Regions from separate parts of the Mus musculus genome. Here region 1 is linked to region 2. Evidence: chromatin loops called from intact Hi-C (ENCODE). Cell type or tissue: left cerebral cortex. All regions are shown on one strand. Links, peaks and the distances in the headings refer to the core of each region. The heading gives the core; the rest is flanking DNA. Region 1 overlaps Dmd (dystrophin, muscular dystrophy). Region 2 has its middle 79 kb from the start of Gm24470.

Region 1 (2,831 bases), core at 280-2,779, 1.1 Mb after region 2:
CCAGATTGGAAGAGATAAACCACTTCTACAATTTGTCCTCTCACCTTTGGATGTGAACTGACACCCAATTTCCACTGCTACTCAAAGAATAAATAAATCTAATTTTTCAAATGTATAGGGAGAAGCCATCCCTCCTACGTTACACAAAACAGGAAAATAATCAGCATCTCTTTTTACTCCAAAGAAACAGAGAAGCATTCGGGGGATTTGTATATTACACTCTCTCTTTTACAATGGTTCAAATTAGCTCTAATAGCCAGAACATAATAAAAAGGTAGCCAAAAAGTCTATAAAAATGATAATCATGGATCTGTTCCAATTAATCTTATTACAAAAAGAGGTATGAGCATATGTGTCCCATGGGCACTTGTGATAAAAATTAAAATGGATAAGGTTACTTTCCTAAGTTTTTGTCTTTGTTTTAGCTTTCTTGATTTATGGTTTTGCTGTTGTTGCCCTTAACACTAAACTGAAACATGTGCAACTAAGCTGACATGCGAGGAAGTAAGAACAATAAAGCATGATTTCATTCCCGCCAAGCACTCAGTGAAGAACACAGTTAATACAGGCTTTATATACACGAATTAATATTTATCATAGTTGTCTATAGCTTTGTGAAAACTATGAAGAATAATAGCCAAGGTTCCATATGGGAATTCAAATGATCCATATTAAAAAATAAAAGCAATCTTTTCCTTCACAAAAACATTTAATTTGGTTAAAAATCCTGAAACTCTATTTTCCCCTTCTTTTCTTCCTTTAAGTTAGTTTATCTTACATCTAGTAAGACTTAACTTGTATAATACATGGATGCAGTTACAGGCACACAGACCGAGTGTGATAATCCATTTATTTATACACTGTTTAGAGATTAGATGAATCAATGACCCAGGAACCATACCTTTGGTTACTGGCTACTGTACACAAAACAATAATGGTGTCTGCATTATGATTATTTCCCTGCGTGTTGAGAAGAGTTTAAATTATGTGGAAGGATTTTTTTGGAGTTATTGTATGTGTTAGGACTTCAAGATTCTTTTGTTTTATAAATGGCTGAAAGCATTTTAGCTCTATATCTGAAGGTGTCTTACTAACATGTTCTTTGCACACAATTTTACCTTTATCTTTGGACATTTTATGTTTCTGTATAAGAAAGCCTCCAGGAAAAATCCATTTGTCACCATATTACCTTTATGCAGATAAGAAAATGAAAGAAAAGCTAAAGAGATGCCTAGTTTTGAAAGGGAAGGTGCGCCCTCTAGTGATTCATATCTTTTCACAAGGACATTAACATTTCCAATAGAATTTTTAACTAAATGTAGTTTCAACTTAGGCATATTAAATTGCACAAGAATAGAGTCCTTACTATGACAGCATGTCACATATACATATACCACATAAGGTAATACTCATGTTACCTATTGTTAAGGTTATTTTTTTCACATATTTGTGTTTTATAAGGACTTTAAAATTTATGAAAGATGTAAACCAGTCTTGAGTCATCTGTGCTTAGCAACATTTTTTTGTCAGTCTTCTGAGCCACACACTTTTTATACTATTTCCATATTTGTTTTCATTATGACTAATTATTCTGTTATAGCTAGCACTAACTTTAACAGTTTAGAGGTTTTATTTAGTTTTAAACTTTGAGATAGTTCCCATAAATATTATATGAGTAGAAGATGTGAAAGTGACTTCTCAAAATCATGTCACATATTAGAATTACACATTAGGCTGGGATCTTAAGTGATTAAGGTTTGATATTCAGCTTAGACCAGGAGATTATTAAGACATTCTTATCTATCAGATAATGAAATACTTTGACTAAGTATAATCTCTTTCAGCAGAAGTTTGACTTTGTAGTGCATTCAGCTTTCTAACAAGAAAAGATGAAAACACCAATGACATGTAACTCAGGGACTTTCCTACCCTTAATTAGCTAAAATACTAAAGCACTGACATTACATTCTGTGGAATATATCACAAAAAGAACTCATCTTATGTAATTTGTTGTCCATAATTAATAATGCAGATAATCCGATTTGATGGACAATACTTTGGACAAATTCAAATTTAAACCCACAGTGAATAGGCCTACGTTGGGATAAAGTGAATTCTACTAAATTACATATATTAGTAGCTTTCAAAATTGCATTTATTGCAATCTAGAATCATTAAATTTTACTGTATTAAAATGTATAGTTTTGTGGAAAATGGGCTTAATTCTACACATCTAAAACTACAAGTACATGTGAGACAACAAGGAATAGGTTTCTTGATAGGAATGTTAATGTTGAAGAATGAATAAATTAATGCATTTGGAATATGAAAACAATGTAAGAATATGTAACATCAGGTTTGTATCTCAAATCAAAACCTCTTCAAATGTAAAGATAAGTGAATTTATTTCTGTGGCATACTTTTAAAATAGTTCTGTTTTTTTTTAATTTATTTGTAATTCAGTTTTTACACTACATATTTCATTCCCTGTCCCTTCCCACCATCCAACTGCTCCACATCCCACACCTCCTCCCTAACACCTTGTCTCCACATGGAGCCCCCGTGCCCCACCTGGCCTCTAAACTCCCTGGGGCCTCTAATCTTTTGAGGGTTAGGTGCATCATCTCTAAATGAACATAGACCTGGAAATCCTCTACTGTATGTGTGTTGTGGGCCTCATATCAGCTGGTGCATGCTGTCTGTTTGTTTGGTGGTCTAGTGTTTGAAAGATCTCAGGGGTCCAGATTAATTAAGACTGCTGGTCCTCCTATAGGATCGCCCTTCTCCTCAGCTTCTTTCAGCCTTCCCTAATTCAACAAGAGGGGCCAGCT
Region 2 (2,831 bases), core at 274-2,773:
ACTGACTCTTCTCCACTCAATTTTACTCCACTGTGAACTGCACAGTGACTGAATACCACTTCAGTGAACTAATCTTACTTTATTTCTCACTGTTGTACTCTAAAGTAGACTCTCTTTACTGTCTGTTCTTTTGAGCATTTGGCATATCCTAGCTCTAACTCATTATGACAAATCTTACACTGATTGGTCACTTTGTCAACCTCTTAATTAGTTGTCACTTTTAAATATGGCTGCATCTTTCTACAAACCAACTTTACTTTCATTGTTTAGGATTACGCATGTGCACAAAGTGTGTCTGTATGTCAGGCAGTGGGATTAAAGGGAGTAGTGTGTGTGTGTGTGTTCCAACCATGTCACTCAGACATAGAAGGTCTTTGGATGTGATCTCTTGCCAAAGCAATAATGTTGTTAAATTAGTCTATACTTAATTGTTGTTACAGTTTCTGTGAGTTTATATGTGCATCTGTCCTGTTGTGTTTGGGAGATATTGTTTCATTAAAGTAATTTTATCCTTAGAGTTTCCCACTTCTTCATCTGCATGGATCCCGGAGTCTTTAGAAATGGAGTTTGATTATACATATACATATTTATACATATCTCCCATTTAGGTCTAAGTACTTCAAAGTTTCTCATTCTTTATACATTTTCCAGTTGTGAGTATCTGTGCTCATGACTATCTACAACAAAATGAAGCTCATAAGATGATGGGTGTGTGACATTCTGATCTGTGAGTACAACAGAATGTCCTTAAGAGTCATTTCATTACTATATTCTCTGTATTTCTGAATTTGCTCATTGTGCCTTTCATTTATAAGTTCATTAGGGATACTACTCACATATCCCCATCCAAAATAAACAAGAACCACATATATAATTACTATTGTTAATTATTAATTTTATTATATGTTATTAATGTTATTAATATTTTTCTCGTATAATTACATCTGATGCAGGATAAAATTGAAAGGAATACAGAGATAAAATCAAGATCACAGACTAAGATGGTCCAGACCCTTATATCTTACACTTAGACATGAATTGGATAATAGAATATAAATTTCCTGAGAAGTTCAGAAATGATAAGTAGCTTCTTCACCTCAGAACACTATGAAGTCAAGCACATCATTATTTTCACCCTTGATTATTTCTCCATGTGGCAGAAAAATAATGAGCTCCAGGACTTTCGTTAGGAAAAGAAAGAAAACACTGTCCAAAATATAGGGAGATTGCCCATTAGATTGTTCTCCTTCTCATCACCAGCGTAATATTCATAAGACCTAGAATATTCCACATTCCTGGGTTTTGTTAAAAGCCAAAAGTTATCAGATGGCATCTTATTATTTCCAAGGAACCATGGTATAACAGACCATATAGAATTTAGTGAGTTCTTCTTCTGCAGGAAAAGGAAGAGTGGAATATACATATGTCCAGCATTTGAGTTTTTCAGAGACTTGTTGATAAACGGGAGTCTGTCTTGTCTGTCTCAGGATGTGGTCAGGGTTTGGCCTATATTCCAGCTTATAACCTGCTGGGAAATAAAGGAACTGGGTGTATAGTGTGCATTTGTTTCAATGAAACTGCAGTGTAGCTGATAGACACCAGAGGGAGTTAGAGATCATGGGCATGTGAAGACAAGTAACAAGAATATGCTTCTAAATTAAAAAAAAAAAAAAAGAATCAATGTACAATATGTGGAGATAATTCTTTCACAGGAAAGTTTAGAGAGCAAATTGTTGGAGGGTTTCATTGCACACCACGAGTATAAAATGATTGTTAGAGGGTATATTTTTTAATAATGTGAGGCTAGCTTCCCAAAGAGACATGAAGCAGCAGGAAAGACCAGCTCAACAAGAAAATTAAAAATTTCCTACAGAACCTGAATCCAAAAGGTTGGTTATATTATTCTATCTCCATTTATTTATCCATGAACCATTAAAGATACCTATCCCCATTCTTAGTTACACTAAATCAGTAGGTAAGATTGCAATAAATTCAAAATAGCAAAGTAAGTTTAACAATTAGCTAACAAGTCAAATGGATAATATAAAACTATAAATAAAAATATAATACAAAGAAGACACTAACAAAATTCTCAAAATGTAGTATGCAGTAAATCAGTTAAATAAATAAAATAGAGCAAATTTAAATAGCATATTGAATTAAGCACAGAATAAGAGAAGTGGTATCTCATACAAAGGACAGAAGAAAAAGAGATTTAACATTTGAGGGAAGGAAAGAAAAAAGTTGCCAATGATTAATACAAGTCATCTTCTAGAGGCTAGTTTAAAGTGAATAAAAGATAAAAATTTTACCAACCACCAAAAATCAAAGACATTAGTCATCATTAAAATACACAACTCATTGGAGTTAAAATAAGAAAGTGTTAAACATCATAACAGAAGTATAAAGAATATTAAACGTGATTGAGGTAAACAAATAAACTTTTTGATATATTATTATGTGGTTCTCTCTAAATTCTTATTCTTATGATACATTCATATAATTATTATTCATGTGCTCTTGTATTTTACCTATAACATAAGTAATTCAGACTTATTCTCTGGTTTTCCAGTATTAATGCTTCTTGAGCTTGTCCATTCATTCATTCATTCATTCATTCTTTTTCTCATTATTAATTGATGTTATTTTTTTTTTTCAATCAAGTAATTGCCACCCTCCTGGTACAACATCCCACAGTTCCTCATCCCATTCCTCCTCCTCCTTGCCTCTGAGAGGGTACTTTACCACCAGCAGCTCTCCCCCTTCCCTGGGGCCTCCAATCTTTTGAGGATTAAGCATGCCTTCTCCCACTGAGGCCAGTCCTCTGCTGT

What was found. Hi-C counts contacts between places; a loop is a spot of excess contacts. Peaks named below come from ENCODE experiments on the same cell type or tissue, not always from the same donor. Only the 100,000 strongest peaks of a DNase experiment are listed, where the experiment ranks them.
Region 1: it touches region 2 in a loop (6-fold over the local background); 2 of 42 quality-filtered maps call a loop at or near these places.

Annotation. Positions count from the first base shown.
Region 1 is chrX:83,739,481-83,742,311 of GRCm38, forward strand. The region is part of intron 17 of Dmd (dystrophin, muscular dystrophy); the gene reads left to right. Among named protein-coding and RNA genes, the nearest start is that of Gm46696, 140 kb to the right of the region's middle. In left cerebral cortex, for the core only: a CTCF peak has its summit at 1,265 (motif pointing left); DNase peaks (open chromatin) are centred at 1,249 and 2,561.
Region 2 is chrX:82,611,967-82,614,797 of GRCm38, forward strand. No RefSeq gene overlaps it. Among named protein-coding and RNA genes, the nearest start is that of Gm24470, 79 kb to the right of the region's middle. In left cerebral cortex, for the core only: a CTCF peak has its summit at 1,594 (motif pointing right); a DNase peak (open chromatin) is centred at 1,594.